Linked DNA regions of Homo sapiens: region 1 is linked to region 2. A link is a loop called in an ENCODE intact Hi-C map of the cell type or tissue named here. Cell type or tissue: ascending aorta. All regions are shown on one strand. Each heading gives the region's core, and the rest is flanking DNA. Links, peaks and the distances in the headings are about the cores only. Region 1 overlaps LINC02644 (long intergenic non-protein coding RNA 2644). Region 2 holds the start of LOC124906892.

Region 1 (8,329 bases), core at 136-8,135, 880 kb after region 2:
GTGCTCACCCAAAGTCCCTTTCCCAATCTCACCTTCTTCTCCCTCTTGCATCCTTTCCCCTGTGCTCTGGCCCCACAGTCCTTCTTTCAGCTCCAAGAACTTCCACTTGCCAATCCTGCTGCCTCTATGCCCTCCCCCGATTCAGGTCTCCTCCACATGGTGTCTCCCCAGACAGGCTTCCATGACCTTGATGATGACTCCCTCCTCTCCCTAGTCCATTCTCTGACACTCATCACTGTCTGAAAGTAAGTTATTTATGGACCTCTGTTTGAAGCTCCAACATGCAAAGAGCTTGGGAGTCATCACTCTTGTCCTTACAAGAAAGAGCTGAACAAACAGAAAATCGATGACTTTTTGGAAGGACCCATTGGAGAACTGAGCTTGCAGGGCAAACTACCATCCTGAAATCTTGAAAGACAGATAAATCCAGAGTCAGAGCCAAGATCTACTGACCTAGAACAGAAACCACTGGACTCATAAACTGGTAGAAACACTTAAGTGATTATCTTAATGAATCTGGAGGCTGAGTGTGGAGTAGTGTGAGAATGACAAACTCCTAGGGAGTGCAGTCTTGATGGGGCCCCTCACACTTTTTTGGGCTTTACCTCCAGAAACCCTACCAAGTTCTCATGGTGAAGATCCAAGATGGCATCTTGGATGGAAGAGTAATTCTTGTGAAATATACCTAGAGCGTTCTCCAGAACAAAGGCCTACCCTTTGGGGAAAAGGCTTCACCCGAGCCTTGTTCCAAAGCCATGGGGGAAGGACAACCCTCTCACCCCACACCCCTCTGGCTTCCCTGCCTTACCTAAGGTGGGTGGAGGTATATGCAAGAAGAAACACTTGGGTGTCACAGGCTAGGGTCACAGGCCCACTAAAAGCCTGAGATTTAATTGGAAGATTATAGAACTCTTCCCACTCCCCTACATATTACCACCACACCAACAGGCCTGCATATAATTATAGTAAATTACAGCTGAAAGAGCTTTGAGACAGAGACTCTCTTTGAGGAGGAGTATGTAGGGAATCCTGAGGTTAAAAGGGGAGAGAAAAAACACAAACAAGGACATTGGTGGAATTAAAAGGCTCTGGCACCTTTAGTTTTTACAGAAAACACTAAACAAAAAGACCAACTTCTAGCCAGATTCTCATAAATCCTTACATAAGAGGTCTATTTACCTCAGTTCCCATTACCTAATACAACTTGTCCAGCTTTCAACAAAAACGTACAAGTTCCACCAAAATCAAGAAAGAAGTCATAAGAGAGAAAGCAATGATCTAAACCAGACTCAGCTATAACACAGATGTTAAAAATTATCAAGCAGGACACTTAAAGTAACTACGATTAATGTGTTAAGGTCTCTAATGGAAAAAGTAGACAACATGCAAGAATACATGGGTAATGTAAGCAGAGAGATGGAAAACAGAGAGATAAAACCAAAAAGGAAATGCTAGAAATTAAAAAAAAATAATAACAAATGAAGAATGCCTGTGATGGGTTCATCAGTGGAATCAACATGGCTGAGGAAAGAATCAGTGAGCTGAGAATGTTGAAAGAAAATTCACAAACAGAAATATTACAACAACAATAAAAAAAACAACAAAAAATACAATGTCCAAGAACTGTGGGGCAATTACAAAAGCTGTAACATGCACAGAGTCGGAATACAAGAAAGAGAAGAGAAAGAGAATGGAGCAGAACAAATATTTGAAGTAATAATGGCAGTGGGCCTTCTAATATTAATGACGTATACCAAACCACAGATCCAGAAAGTTCAGTGAAATTAAATTAGCTACCTTTGTGTTTGTTGCCTAATTTCAGTTTTAGTACCCTCCAATCCATTTTCCACCCTTCATGAGTGATCTTTATCAACACAAATATCGATTTTATTTCTAATTTCAGACACTTCAATGGCTCCTTATTGCCTTAAGGATAAAAATCCAAATTCCCCAGCATGGCAAAAGAGAAATAGTTCACTATGTAATCCACTGTCCTGGCCAGTCTCAATGCCTGCTTCAGTCTCAAGACTGGTTCGTCTCTGCCCTCAGCTGTTTGGAATTATTAGCAGTTCTATGGAGGGGCCATCAAAAGCCTTTGGGATCTGTGAGGCACAGTGGCTCAGGCCTGTAATCCCAGTGCTTTGAGAGGCTGAGGAGGGAGGATGGCTTGAGCTCAGGAGTTCAAGACCAACGTGGGCAGCATAGCAAGACTCTGTATCTACAATAAAAAAAAAAAAAAAAAGACTGGGCATGATGGCTCATACCTGTAATCCCAGCACTTTGGGAGGCTGAGGTGGAAGAATCACTTGAGTCCAGAAGTTTGAGACCAGCCTGGGCAACACAGCAAGATCCCATATCTAAAAACAAACAAACACACAAAAAAACTTAAAAAAAAATTTCGGGCATGGTGGTATGTGCATACCTGTGGTCCCAGAACTTGGGAGGTTGAAGTGGGAGAATAGTTTCAGCCTGGGAAGTTGAGACTGCAGTGAGCTGTGATTGCACCACTGCACTCCAGCCTGGGCAACAGAGTGAGACTGTCTTAAAAATAATAATAATAATAATAATAATAATAATAATTTTAAAATTAGCTTGGAATGGTGGTGCATGCCTGTAGTCCCAGCTACTCAGAAGGCTGAGGCAGGAAGATCACTTGAGCCTGGGAATTTGAGGCTGCAGTAAGCCATAATTTCGTCACACCTGGGTGACAGAGCAAGACCGTGTCTCAAAAAAGAAAAAAAAAAGCACCTTTGTGCTGTTTTCTCCTGCTTTCTTCTGCTCATTCCTCGCCTTTCCTTTGTCACACAATATTTTAACTGGCTATTTATTTATATCCCTCTCCTGACAGAATGTAACTACCCAAGAGAAGTGTTAATTATTTACAACTTGGAAGTGAGGCATAAAGATGATTACATGCCTATACTTGTGCATTATCCAACACGCCTGCCTACAGGTACCTGACTCTCTAGGGAATATTGTCTTTTCTGATTTACAGTTTACTATTGATCAGGCGTAGACTCTAAAGTTCCATGTTAACTTATAGAAAACTGATAAACTATAGATGATTTTTGTCCAGTAGAGGTGTAAAGGATTTCTGGCGAGTAGAAAATCATAACTGTGTGTGTTACAGTTTTATTACCTTGTAGGATATTAACCAATTTTGAATGTTGTTTTAAAATTGTATTCCATCATCCGTCTACTGTCTCCATCTATATACATAAGTATCTACGCGTCTGTGTATGTGTATATTTTCCCTGGCTTTTTCAGAACTAATGTTACTATTCTGTCAGCTCCATCATTATCGATTTACTGATTTAAATAAGTCATTGGCACAGGCCAGGGCAGCTGAGGAAGTGGGATTGCTCAGCAAACTTTAAGCGAGAGCCTGTCTCAAGGAGTGTGGTCCAGTCAGCAGCTTCTAGGTGCAGTGCCTTCTGGAATCACCATACCAGGGGTCCCCAACTCCCAGGCCCTTGACTGGTACTGATCCATGGCCTTTTAGGAACTAGGCCACACAGCAGGAGGTGAGTGGCTGGCCAACAAGCAAGCAGTACCACCTCAGCTCCACCTCCTGTCAGATCAGCCACAGCATTAGATTCTCATAGGAGCACGAACCCCATTGTGAACTGTGCACGTGAGGGATCTAGGCTGCACAGTGCTTATGAGAATCTAATGCCTGATGATATGAGATGAAAGTTTCATGAAACCACTCCTGACCCTCTCCCCATCCATGGAAAAATTGTCTTCCACAAAACCTATCCCTGGTGCCAAAAAGGTTGGGGACTGCTGCACTACACCTTTCGTGCCAAGGTCAGGCCCAGCCAGTGACAGAGTCCAGAGGGTCCTGGGCCTGGCCATTTCTGACCACTTCCTCCAAGGGATGACTGCTGGGGCTCCTTGGGGGCTGGTCAGACCTCCTCAGAGTTGTCCCTCACTCAGAGGCTCTTTCCTCCCCATTCTCCTTCCTTCCTCTCTCCTTTGCTGGACACTGCCAGTGAGGCCCTGAGGCTGAGTTACTCCCCAGGCCAGGTGTGGGTGGAGGAGGGCAGTTGTGGTCACAGGCTGAGTGGGAAAGGAGCCGGTTTCTTCAGGCCCTTGGAAAATCAGGGAGGAACTGGTATGCTAATTCAGTAATTCTCCCATAGCCTTGACAGGTACAAAATCTCTGAAAACCGGTATTTAAAATTATATTTCTAATCATGCCATTTTCTCTGCTTGGCAATTCAGGAAGTTGAATAGATGATTATGAATCATCCGCAAGTGTGGCTAATTAAATATTTGATCAATAGAATTTAGTGCTTTTCATCTGCAGAGAGTTTTCCTGACATTAACTAATTGAGCCAAAGAAAGGTATCACCTTCATTCTATAGATGGCAAAGCTGGCAAAGGGAAGAGGTTTAAAGAAGCCAGCAAAATAAAAAAATAAAAAATTAATGAGCGAGTGCATGCGGGGGGAGGGAAGCCTGGCTAAGAGGAACTGTGGTCTGCAGACTCCCACTTTGGGCACGTTCATGTCACTGCACAATTTATCACTGCTTGCATCAGGGCAATGCGAACATTCCCAGGTCAGCCCATCGTAGAGTTCAGGTTCCTTGAACTGGAAACAAATGAGCCGGACGGAGCTGGAGTTGGCCCCTGGGGTCTTTAGGGGAAGGTCTTGGCCCAGTTCTGTGCCTAAGAGCAGAGGCTTCCTCTGCAGATCCTAGGACTGTGAAGCCGGAGGCGGCGCTGGAGTTGGAGCCTTGGCTTCTGCGTTGAGCAACAGCGCCACCTGCTGGCCACAGCCTTCCGTCTGCGCGGCTGCCCCTCGCCAGATGCAAAGGTATCTCCTTTGTCGCTTCCGTATTTCCTTCCCTGGCCAGTCCCTGCATTTCCTTTCCTGGCTTCTCCAGCTGGAGGGAGGCAGCTGACAGCTTATATCAAACCTGATAGAAATCTGTTAGAGAGACATTCGGATATTAACAGCAAACACCTCCCCCTAACCCTATCACCCCTGGATAAAATTAGTGTTCATGAGGAAAGGTCTCATTCCCAGGCAGGTCTCGTTCCTCAGCTTCCACTGGAATGGGTCTCTTACCAGCGATGGGAGGATGAGGAAGAACTGAATGTTGAAGACCCTCCTCAGTAAAGGGCATAGCGGGTGCCTCTCGGGGCTGCCTGCGAGGATGTGATGAAATCATGCAGAGAAAGCAGCCTGTTCGGGCGGGGCCTGCGATTCCTCTCCCGCCCTTACCTAAGGCCCTCCCTAAAGCAGGAGGTGACCTTGGGCCTCAGTTTACCTCCATTATTCAACAACAATCAGGTACAGGGGAATGCGGACCACCACATCTGGGTGCCGTCCTTAAAGAGCCTTGCCCCACCCAGCTCTGTTATCTTAGCCGAGTCCCGTAACTTTTGTATGCCTTGGTCTTTTGTTTATGACATGACCAATCTATCTCCCAGGGCCATTCAAAGATTTTTTAAGAGTCAAAATCTAAAAAAAAATTTAATATAGCAAGATTCCAAAACTTTCCATATTTCCAATGCAACAGAACAATTTCGTTTTCCTGAGCAGCTTATAAAATCAGAGCAGCATTTGATAGAGCTGCCTCATGGTCACTGAGGTCTACCAAAAAATGGCACTACTGGGTAGGAAACCCAAGTCCGCCATTTTCCAAGTGCCATGTTGTTTGCTGGAGATTTCAGAAATATCTTTATATGAAGATCAGATGAGAGGAGGATGTAATAGAGTCAGCACCTGTAATGGTTTCAACATCAAGGTCCAAGATGGAAGTGCTAGCGCAGGGCGCAGGATACTATGAAACCAGGCAGCCCTGGAAACACCCCGGGTCCCATGAGAAAGGGACGCACTAGGCCTGGGGATCCTGAGGACCAGAGGAGTCAGTCGCAGGTGCTGTTGCCGGGTCATCCCCACATCTGAAGAGCCCCTTAGCCGGATTCCCCTGGCCCGCCCATGTCCAAGTTCACTTTCCTTCTGTGCACCCTCACCTCAGCCTCGAGGCCCTACTTGCTATGTCCTTATCCTGCCTGTGCCACACGTGGGAGACTGGGTGTGCCTCTCCTCTCCCTCTCCTCCTTCCAGATCTTCTCTTTGGAACTGATGGCTGAAGGACTGATGTCCAGTTGCAGTGAGAAATCCTGCCAGTCCTTTCAGGCCGACTCAGAGGACACCTCCTCCCAGAAGCCACCCTGATCCCTTCCCCTCCCTCCCACCTCCAGCCAGAAGTCCCTCCTGTGGACACGATTCGTTTCCTTGGGCTGTTATGACAAAGTACCACAAACTGGAGTGCTTAAACAACAGAACCTTTATTGTCTCACAGCTCTGGAGGGCGGAAGTCTGAGATCAAGGTGTGGGCAGGGTTGGTTTCTTCTGAGGCCTCTCTTCTGGGCTTGTAGAGGGCCGTCTTCTCCCCGTGCATCTGCACACGGTCTTCCCTCTGTGCATGCCTGCCGCCACTTCCCAATTTCCCCTTCATATAAAGACACTAGTCAGATTGGATTAGGCCTACCCTGAAAACCTCATTTAACTTAATGACTCAAGTATCTCCAAATAAGGTCACATTCTGCGGTACTAGGGGTTAGGACTCCAATCTTTTTGGGGGAGTAGGTGAAGGGGAAAGAGTGGGGCACAATTCCATGCAGAACAGGTTCTTGTTGCATTGCTATTATTATTATTTTTAGAGACAAGGTCTCACTGTATCACCCAGGCTGGAGTGCAGTGGTGCAATAATAGTTCACTGCAGTCTTGAACTCCTGGGCTCAAGTGATCCTCCCACCTCAGTCTCCCAAGTAGCTGGGACTACAGGTGCACCCACCATGATTGACTAACTTTTAAATATTTTTATAGAGATGGGGTCTCACTATGTTGCCCAGGCTGGTCTCAAACTTCTGGGCTCAAGCCATCCTCTTGCCTCAGCTTCCCAGTGTGCTGGGAGTACCGTGTGAGCCACCATGCCTGGCCCTGCATCATTATTTATGCTTCTTGGTGAATTATCATTATTTTTGTGTCCCAGGGAATGCAGATCCCTTGGGGCATCAGAGCCTAGATATAAGATATATTTGCGTTCTGTTGACCCTTAAGCTAAGTACCCACTCAAGAAATAATTGAATGAACAAGTAGTAAATACAAGTATTCATGAATGAATGTGGACCACTGCAAATAATGAGAGGTCTGGAATGTGCAACATGTTACTAGAAATAGACTTCAGCAGATGCTGTGGCTGTCGTGATAACCGTATGTGAATCTGTGGAAAGACTCCATCCAACCAAAAAAAAAAATCTTTCCCACTGGGACCTCAAATACCGTTGGCAAATGACGCTCCCTGCCGGATCTTTGCAGTTCCTGATTTTAATAATGGAATGGCCTCCTTCAGGAAGGAAGCATGGAGGGTGAGCGGGGAGGATGAAAGGAAGTCATAAGGACAGGTAGGGTCCTGCTGCATCGTCGTCTTTTAGGACAGGCTCTGACACTAACCAAGTCCTGCAATCCCAAATGCACTCTTTCCCCGTTTGCTGTCTTCCATCTGCAGAAACCGCTACTAAACATTAGGCTTGTTTTATTTTTCTTTGCTTCCATACAGGCTCTTGGTCAGTCATTGCTCAATATTTCTTTTTTTTTTTTTTTTTTTTTTTTTTTGAGACACGGTCTCACTTTGTCATCCAGGCTGGAGTGCAGTGGTGCAATCACAGCTCACTGCATCCTCAATCTCTTGGGCTCAGGCAAGGTTCCCACCTCAGCCTCCCTAGTAGCTGGGACTACAGGCACGTGCCACCACACCTGGCTAACTTTTTGATTTTTTTTAGAAACAGGGTCTTACTATGTTGCCCAGGCTGGTCTCAAACTCCTGGGCTCAAGCGATCCTTCCCTGTCAGCCTCCCAAAGCGCTGGAATTACAGGCATGAGCTGCTGCACCCAGCTAATATTTCTTTACCCTTATGGAGCTAACAAATCATGTTCCAGCCATTTCAGGATGAATGCTAAAACGGTGTTCAGATGGTAAAGTTGGACTTAATTCAGTGAGATTTAATAATAGACAATTTATGTCGATTTCCAAATAATACAAGTCAGTTCCAATATATCCCTTAAGAGACTTCCAGAACCCCATGGCGTCAGATGTGAAGAACAATCCCCACAGCTCTGCTGAGGCTGGGAGGGCGCTGGGGCTGTGGCGTCCTCCGCGCTGCCTTTCTTTCTGTTAGCTTGCATTCGCTTCTGCTCCTGAGGCTTCCTTTCCAATCTCAGCTGCGCGACAAAAGCTCAGTAGAGGCAAAAGCTCAGTAGAGGCCAGTTCAGTATTAGAAACAAGGGACGCTGGTCTGTTAATCTTTC
Region 2 (8,329 bases), core at 176-8,175:
GAGGTGAGAAAATAGAGATAGTGAGTAGAAGGGAAGGGCAGAAGTTGAAGAGGGTCAGAGATGAAAGAAAGTCTTTGCTTATTCAGTTTTTGGGCAGGAAGATGAACATATGTATTGCTGAAATGACTGAAGATTCTAGAGAAGTGGTGGAAGTGATGGAACAAGGGTCGCCAGGTGAGGCTGAACCAAGGGTGCAGGAGAAGGAATTAGCCACAGGCAGGCGGAGGGAAATTCTCTGAGAAGCAGGTAAAAAGGCCTTTGACTGTACCTGGCAGGAACCAATTTAAATCTATTAAAACAAAACAAACAAACAAACAAACAAAAAACAAACAAAAAAAAAAAAACAAGAGCATGGCTGGGCCCCAGGACCACCTGGACCCAGGACTTTTCTCTTCACATCTGTTTCACTCCAGTCTCAGCCCCCGCAGGTCCTAGTTTCTTCAGCCTGGTGGAGAAACAAGGCTGCCATCAATTCCCAAATGTTTATCTTCACAGTGACAGCCATGGGAGAAAGGCTGCACTAACCTTCTTGGCCTCAAATCAAAAACTCTAGAGAAAGGCTGTCACTGGGCCATCTTGAGTATTTATTTATTAGCTTGTTTGCAGATTTTAACTGAACATTCATTACTTTCAATTTTCCAGCTTTATTTTTTCAAATAAATTTTATTGTGCATATTTGACATTTACAACATAAGGTTATGGGATGCATTTGATAGTTACTATAGTAAAGAAAAGTAACATGTCTCTCATCTTGAGTATTTTAGGAGTCCAACCATGGGTCAGTGAATTCTGGCTAATTCTGGCTGTGGACAGGAAGTCCTATGTAAGCACATGTCAGCATCCAAGGGTGCCTCACAGATGGAGTGGAAGGAGAGGCAGTTTTCATTGAAGAGGGAGGGTCTGGTCAACAGATAGGTATCCATCCACAAATTTAGTCTGGAGGTGGAGAGTTCAGAAAATCTGAGAGGTTCGTATCTTAAGTATTTTTTTGTTTGTTCAGTTGGTTTTGATTGTTGTTGCTATTGGTGAAGTTAGGGTCTTTTCCAAGAATTAGGGGATAGATGACGATTCGGGCTACAAAAGGTTTGGAACTCTATCATGTGAAATGAGAACACCAACATAAGGACTGAGCAATGTTGAGAAGCAGCAGAGGGTAGAAGGCATAACTGTGTCACAGGATCAACCCAGACTTATTCATGTAATGAATGTTACTGATGGCTATCTCTAGTATCATCCAGTATCCTGGACATAGTAGCGTGAAAACACAGTTGGGTTGATCCAAGGTTGGAGAGTGGAAATATAGGTTGTTCTGGGCATGGCAGCGGGAACAAAGGAGCTGAGGTGGGAGGAAGGGCTGAAGTAGGGGGGATCTACCTGCAGAAGAAGACTGTGAGATGACCAGCACAGGGAAGAGGACAGAGAGCTTGGGACACAATTGGGAAATGGTGACAAAAGCTGTTGTGTCTCAGTGGTGCCTCTTACGATGCCCAAGGGAGATGACCCCTCAGGAAGAATGAGCACACCCTGGTGTGCTCAGGAAAGTTCCACGAAATTATCAATGGCACCTCTTTCTGTTATTGAGAGATCTCCAATTTGGATGCTGAATCATGTGGTCTGTCCACCCAATGCCAGGTCTGAAGCGATCGAGGAAAATGGCCTTTCGGGATGTCAACTTTGTGTGCTGCAGCCCCAGACCCATTGGCTGGAAGGAGTAACCCTGGCTTTCCACCTGCTTGTTCCTACCTCTTGTTTCTACCAAGGGAAACGGAGACTCCTTCAAAGTCTCCAGCACCTGCAGATTTGGAGTCTGAAGAGAAAGGGTCAGAGACAGAAACAAAGCCACCCTGGCCTGGCCTGCTGGCTGACTGCAGGGAAAGCCCACATACACTTGAGGCAGAAGGGAATGGCAATGGGCATGAAAATACTGCCCATACCCAAACTGTGTTCCCTGAGGCCATCCGATACACCCAGGGTGCTTCAGGGCAGTAAGTCCCAGAAACCACATGCAATTTCTGACCACACACTTCAGCTTTTCTTGGCATGAAAAAGGCAAGGGCCATGCCTGAATGGTTTTTGTATCTCCCACAGCGAAGACCAATGTCTTGCCCACAGTAGATTCTCAGTACATACTTACATGATCAATGGGATGTCCTTTTCAGGGCAGATTAGAATGGTCCTGTCTCGGGACAGGTGCCTCAGTTGGTGGCCTTGAACCTGGCTTGTAGACCTAACTGTGCAAGAATAGACCACAGGAAATGGAGCAGCTGAGGATGGGGGAGCAAGTTGGAAGGAGCTGGGGTGGAGTTTTTTCCTGACCCCAGCTGGTGATCAGCTTATGCCCTAAAGCAGAAGGATTAATAACCAGGGTAATTTTATCCCAGTCAGAATGTAACTACAGATGTGGGCTTATTGGGTGAAACAGCTAATCCCTTCTCCATTTGGCTCACTTGTGAAATACGATGAAATACGATGCCTGGGGCTATCAAAGCACGATTTCCTCCTGGGCCTGCTGCTGTGTGCAGCCCCACTCTCCTGGGCGAGAGGACAGCTGTCCGTGGACAGTCTTTTGGGCTCCTGCCTATTGGATGGACTGACTCTGCCGCTGACTGAGGGTGGAGGGGAAGGGAAGAGGCGTGTGGGTGGGTGTGTGTCTGTGGACTCGGGGAGGGGAGGGTGGAGTTGAAGGAAAATGTCAGGTGTTGGAGCGGACAGGCGCACGGAGACGCTGGAGGAATAAAAGACTCCTGGAAAAAACCTAAGATTCATTGCAACCCCAAGTCCCGAAGGCTAGAGGGATGGGGAGGCAACAGGAGGAGGGCGTGAGGCTAAGGGGGCACACCTGGTTGTACACGTGGCCCAGATCGGAGCCAGCAGGCCTCGGGTGCTGGCCACGGGAATTTGCAGCATGACCATAGTGGGAGGCTCTAAAGCCAGGAGAACTCAATCAAAGAGCTGCTGCTGATGGAGCAAAGATGAAAGGGTTTCCAGGCCAGCCAGTGAAACCCTTGGAGTTTTTCCCCGGGCAACCACCCTGGGGCGAGTAACAGGAGATACGGTTGGTGCCGAGGTCTGGGAGTCCAGTGCGGCAGCGGGAGGGAGGTAGGCTGGGAGTCCCGTGGGGCTTGAGGAGTGGGCGGGGCCCCGGGCGACGGGGCGTGGCCCCCTGAGCCGTCCGGAGGCCGAGCGCGGAGAACTCGAGAAGGGGCGGGGCCGCTGAGCGGTCCGGAGGCCTAGCGCGGGGAATCCGGAAGGGGCGTGGCCCCCTGAGCAGTCCGGAGGCCGAGCGCGGGGAGTTGGGAAGGGGCGTGGCCCTGCCCGAGCTGGCGCCAGGGAGGCTCCCACCTGCCAGGGGTTGTACATGGCCGCCCTCCCTCCTCCCGTGCTTCCCCGGGCGGGTCTCTGCGCGCAGTCTCCTGCCGGGCGTGGCCAGCCTTGCAGCTCATCCCCCGGGGTTGGCCGGGTGGTCTCCCCCCGCACGTCCCCGACTCCCAGACGCCTTTCCGCGGGGTGCGCCCGGGGCGCTGGAAGCCTGGATCACTTACGCCGAACGGCCCGGGCTCCCCGTGCCCCACCTCTTCTTCGCCCCTCGCGTCTTTTCCGTCCCAGGCTGATGGAGCAGGCGAGGTTAAAGCTTCGTTCCAGACACTTTAAGAAATGTTCCGGGGTTCTTGGAAGTTGTTTAGGAAAAGCAGAGTGCCTGGCATCCTCATCCAACGCTCCCGAACTAGAGACGGCATCTGGCTTGAGGGGTCGTGGTGGGCGGGCGGAAAGGCAAGAATGACCAGGGGCTTTAAATAAAATCTTTCCCATTTTTCCCTTTTCCTCTGACCTTGCCTCCATAATTAATCCTCCCACTGTCCCCAACCCCCAAGCCCAAAGAATATAGAGACTAAAGCCCCTTATCCCAGAGGGCTAGGTGAACCCCCGGGGTCCTCCGGCTCAGCCTGGGAGCCCAGGCAAGGATTTCGCTTCCAGGGCGGGCTTCAGGGTTGGGAGGCGCACATCGCCATGGCAACGAGTTCTTCCCGTGGGAATAAGAAACTCCCGAATGTGGAGCAAATTGGAAAGGGACCTTCCAAGAGCCAGCTGGGGCTCCAGGCAGGCAGGGTAAGGGGAGGTGGTCTGTAGGGGGTGGGGATGGGGAGGCACAGCTGATCCCAACCCGCGACCCTGATTATGGCGCCAGAGCTGTGCGTGTTGCCTCTGAGTCAGATGGGGCCACACATGCTGGACACGTGACATGACATGCTCTCCCATGGCTGCCAGTTGGCAGATGTGTTTGCTGACTTGCTTAGAACAGCCACTGCCTGGCTAAGTGGGACAGTTCCCTTCTGTGGGTCTGTTCCAACCTCCCCTTGGTGGTGAGACCAATAGCTCCTGTTGGGAGAACGAGTTTGAGCTATGAAATTCAGTTCTCTGGCGCCGAGGCCATTGATTTCTAATTACAATTTTTTTTCAAGTTTCAAAAATTTTAAAGTCCCAAGTTATATATGTATATATTCCAATTCAGAAAGGTGTAAAGAAGAAAAGGAAAGTGATCCACAACCCCCAATCCTTCTTCCCAGACATAACTATTGTTAACATTTCGTTGTCATTCTTCCAGATTCTTCATGTGCACATGTAGCTATATGTATGTAGGTGTATTTATATAAGCACCACAGACATGCAAAGCTGTCTAAAAATCTGTATCATCATTTCTTTTTTTTCTTTTCCTTTTTTTTGAGACAGAGTTTCACTCTTGTTGCCCAGGCTGGAGTGTAGTGGCGCGATCTCGGCTCACCGCAACCTCCGCCTCCCAGGTTCAAGCCTCAGCCTCCCAAGTAGCTGGGATTACAGGCATGCGCCACCATGCCCGGCTAATTTTGTATTTTTAGTAGAGACAGGGTTTCACCATGTTGGTCAGACTGCTCTTGAACTCCCGACTTCAGGTGATCCACCCGCCTTGGCTTCCCAAAGTGCTGGGATTACAGGCATGAGCCACCGCGCCTGGCCTATATCATCATTTCTAATGGCAACACGGGATATACCATGATTAACCTATTTGGTATTGCTGGACATTAAGTGGCTTCCCAATATTACCCTTCTATGTGATGATATGCATCCTTAGACAGTTTTGCACAACCAGTGTGCTAATTTTCTTAGGTAAACTTCTAGGATTCTGGGTCTAAGGGTATATGCATTTAAACTTTCAATGCACATTCCTGTAATCTGGGTCAGTGGATTTTTTAGGAGCCAGTGGGCTTTATTTTCTCCCCTATGAGTAGTAGGAATCAAAGGGAAAGGTCCCTTATATATGGTGTTTGAGTTTGGATTCCCCTTGAAACAAAATGTGAAACAAGAATCTGGGCATGAGTCGTATTTTTCAGAGGTGATACAGAAAGCGCTCTGAGCAGTGAGCAATAAAAGGTACATTATTGAATGGGTTATTGCTGGAGCACTCTGAGAGACCATGAGAACACTCCTCAGGATTGTCCTGCATTAGTTTCTGCGGGGCATCACCACTCCTGGTCTTCTGACTGTCCCCACTGTTATTTGAAAAATGTCTGCAGGTAAATGCTAAGGGAAGCCAAGGGGACACAGCTGGAACACCTACAGCTTCAGCCACAGAGGAATTACTACTCCTTTCCCCAAAGCCAAGCCAAGGGTGAGGTTACTCCAGGACAAAATTGCATAATGGGTTAAGTTTTGCATCAGTCTCTCCACCTTCTCCCCCTATTCCCTAAACCATCTCTTGATGCCAACCCCAGCTGGCCAAGGTTCCCAAGGCACAGCAAAGAGGTAGTTGGTCTTCTCAACAATTATTTAGAATGTTAGAAACAAGATTTTTTATTTTTCCAGGCATATTAATATTTTAAGACAGAAACCAAAGGAATTGATGACAGTGCTGGCATTTCAGGCACTGTGGCAGCTAAAGGTGTTTTTGGCAGGGGGCACCCAAGCCTGTGGTTGGTCCAGCAGAGAAATTCTGTGTGTCTTCTGAGAAGCAGGAGGTGAGAGGATGCAGGATGAAGGCAGAAGCAGAGTGGGAAGGAAGAGGCTGGTGACTTAGTTCCCTCACATGGATGACACTCGCTGGCCTGGCCATTTTAGAAAATGAAGCAATAAAGAGGATATAGGGCTGGATTTGTGGCTGGAGGGAATGAGAAAGAAGAAGTGAGCCATTCAGGTAGATCACCTGAGGTCAGGAGTTCGAGACCAGCCTGGCCAACGTGGCAAAACCCCATCTCTACTGAAAATACAAAAATTAGCCGAGTGTGGTGGCAGGCCCCTGTAGTCCCAGCTGCTCGGGAGGTTGAGGCAGGAGAATCGCTTGAACCCGGGAGGCAGAGGTTGCAGTGAGCCGAGATCATGCCACTGCACTCCAGCCTGGGTGACAGAATGAGACTCTGTCTCTTAAAAAAAAAAACAAATGAGCCACTGAGGCAAGAAGGAGTGAGATGGGTTGTTAAGAGAGGAAGAGAAGGCTAGGTGCAGTGGTTCATGCTTGTAATTCTAGCTGCTTGGGAAGTTGAGGTGGGAGGAGTGCTTGAGCACAGGAGTTCGAGACCACAGTGAGTCATCATAGTGACACTCCAACCTGGGTGACAGAGCAAGACACCATCTCTAAAAAAAATAGAGAAGAGTAGTTGAGTGGGAGAAGAGAACAAAGAAGAACCTCATTTGGGCTCAATCAGCTACTAACTTCTTCCCTTCCTACAGTCTTGGCTTTCTGTCTTCCCCTCTGGCCATTTCTGCTCAGAGTCCATTAGGGGTTCACTTTTTTCCTGCCTATCCCCTAACTGCTGAAGCCACTTAGAGTTCTCCAGCTGCACGTGATCTCTGAGAGATCAGTGTGCCACCATGGCCTCTGCCGCTGTCACGCACAGATGCTGCACAGATGGCTGGCCCAGCTTGCTCTCAGGAGCTCAGTTCCCACCCATCTAGAAGTTGGCAGAAGTTGAGGCAGTGGGAGGAATGTCGGGGCACACATTCCCTTTACCATGTGTGTTCTCTGGTTGTCTTCATATTCGAAAGCTAGTGTCCCCAGTTAAGTTGTTAGCTGCTTGAGCCTGAAGGCTGTGAATTTTACTCCCCAATCAGCCACATGCAGTGACTGTCAGACACTGGCTGAGTTGACCCTGTAGGAGTTTCTCTACAGGAGTACCATTCTGGGGACATGAGAAGGTGAGGTCGTGCTTCTACGCAGACACCTTTATTTTCACCAACACAGCCCCCTTCAACGGTCCACAGCTGCTAATTATCATCTGCTCCCCAAATCTAGCAGTCTCTTCCCAGTTCTCATTTTCCCTGTTCTCTTGGCGGCATCTGGCACTGTTTCCGGTTCCACCATCTTGAAACTCTTTCTTCTCTTGGCCTCCGTAACATTACACCCTCTGATGGTTCTTCTGTCCAAGGAGCTTTTGCCTTTCATCTCCTAAACATAGTTCTACCCTAAGATTCCATCCTTCAGAGCAGCATGAAGTAGTGGAAAGAATGCAGGCTTTGGAGCCAGAGTAACTGTATTTGCTCCTGGGATGCAACATTTATTAGCTGGGGACCTCTCTGAGCCTCAGTGTTTTCAACTGTGAAATGCTGATGATCGTAAGTGTGTTAGGCTGTTTTTTGTACTGCTATAAAGAAAACCTTGAGCCTGAGTAGATTATAAAGGAAAGAGGTTTAATTGACTCACAGTTCTGCAGACAGTACAAGAAGTGTGGTGCTGGCATCTGCTTCTGGAGAGGGCCTTGGGAAGTTTACAATCATGGTGGAAGGCAAATGGGGAGCAGAAATGTCACATGACGAGAGAGGAAGCAAGAGGTGGGGGGAGGTGTTACACCCTTTGAAATAACCAGATCTCATAAGAACTCCCTCATCACCAAGAGGATAGTGCTAAGCCATTCATGAGGAGTCCACCCCAATGATCCAATCACCCCCCACTGGGCCCCACCTCCAGCACTGGGGATAAGCTTTCAGTGTGAGATTTGGAAGGGACAAACATCCAAACGTTCAATGAAGTTTGAAGATACTGTAGGTAAAAGGCTTGGCACAAGGGAATTGCTAAATGCATGGAGGTTCTAGGTGTTCTTGAATGACTTTGCAAAAGATGACACAACCCCATATTGACTTGCTACTCACCTCAAGTGCAGCATGCCAGCTCTCCTCCATCCTTTTTTTGAGAAATGGTTATGCTCTGTCACACAGACTGGAGTGCAGTGGTACGATCATAGCTCACTGCAGCCTCAAACTCCTAGGCTCAAGCAATCCTCCCACCTCAGCCTCCCAAGTAGCTGGGACTGCAAGTGTGCACCATCTCAGCCTCCCAAGTAGCTGGGACTACAAGTGTGCACCA

The links. Peaks named below come from ENCODE experiments on the same cell type or tissue, not always from the same donor. Only the 100,000 strongest peaks of a DNase experiment are listed, where the experiment ranks them.
Region 1: it touches region 2 in a loop (2.4-fold over the local background); 2 of 110 quality-filtered maps call a loop at or near these places.

The regions. Positions count from the first base shown.
Region 1 is chr10:30,723,414-30,731,742 of GRCh38, reverse strand. It overlaps LINC02644 (long intergenic non-protein coding RNA 2644), which reads right to left. Exons shown (of 2, transcript NR_134497.1): 2 at 8,003-8,324. Among named protein-coding and RNA genes, the nearest start is that of LINC02644, 4.4 kb to the right of the region's middle. In ascending aorta, for the core only: a CTCF peak has its summit at 4,771 (motif pointing left); a DNase peak (open chromatin) is centred at 4,772; H3K27ac peaks cover 398 bases.
Region 2 is chr10:31,598,533-31,606,861 of GRCh38, reverse strand. LOC124906892 reads right to left here and starts at 4,000. Exons shown (of 4, transcript XM_067756347.1): 1 at 3,543-4,000; 2 at 2,448-2,606; 3 at 2,135-2,231; 4 at 644-936. The coding sequence starts at 3,840. The coding sequence ends at 780. LOC105376484 (a long non-coding RNA gene) reads left to right here. Exons shown (of 3, transcript XR_930803.3): 3 at 1-3,828. RefSeq lists a silencer at 2,999-3,588. In ascending aorta, for the core only: a CTCF peak has its summit at 3,531; DNase peaks (open chromatin) are centred at 3,251 and 4,231; H3K4me3 peaks cover 1,724 bases; H3K27ac peaks cover 2,016 bases.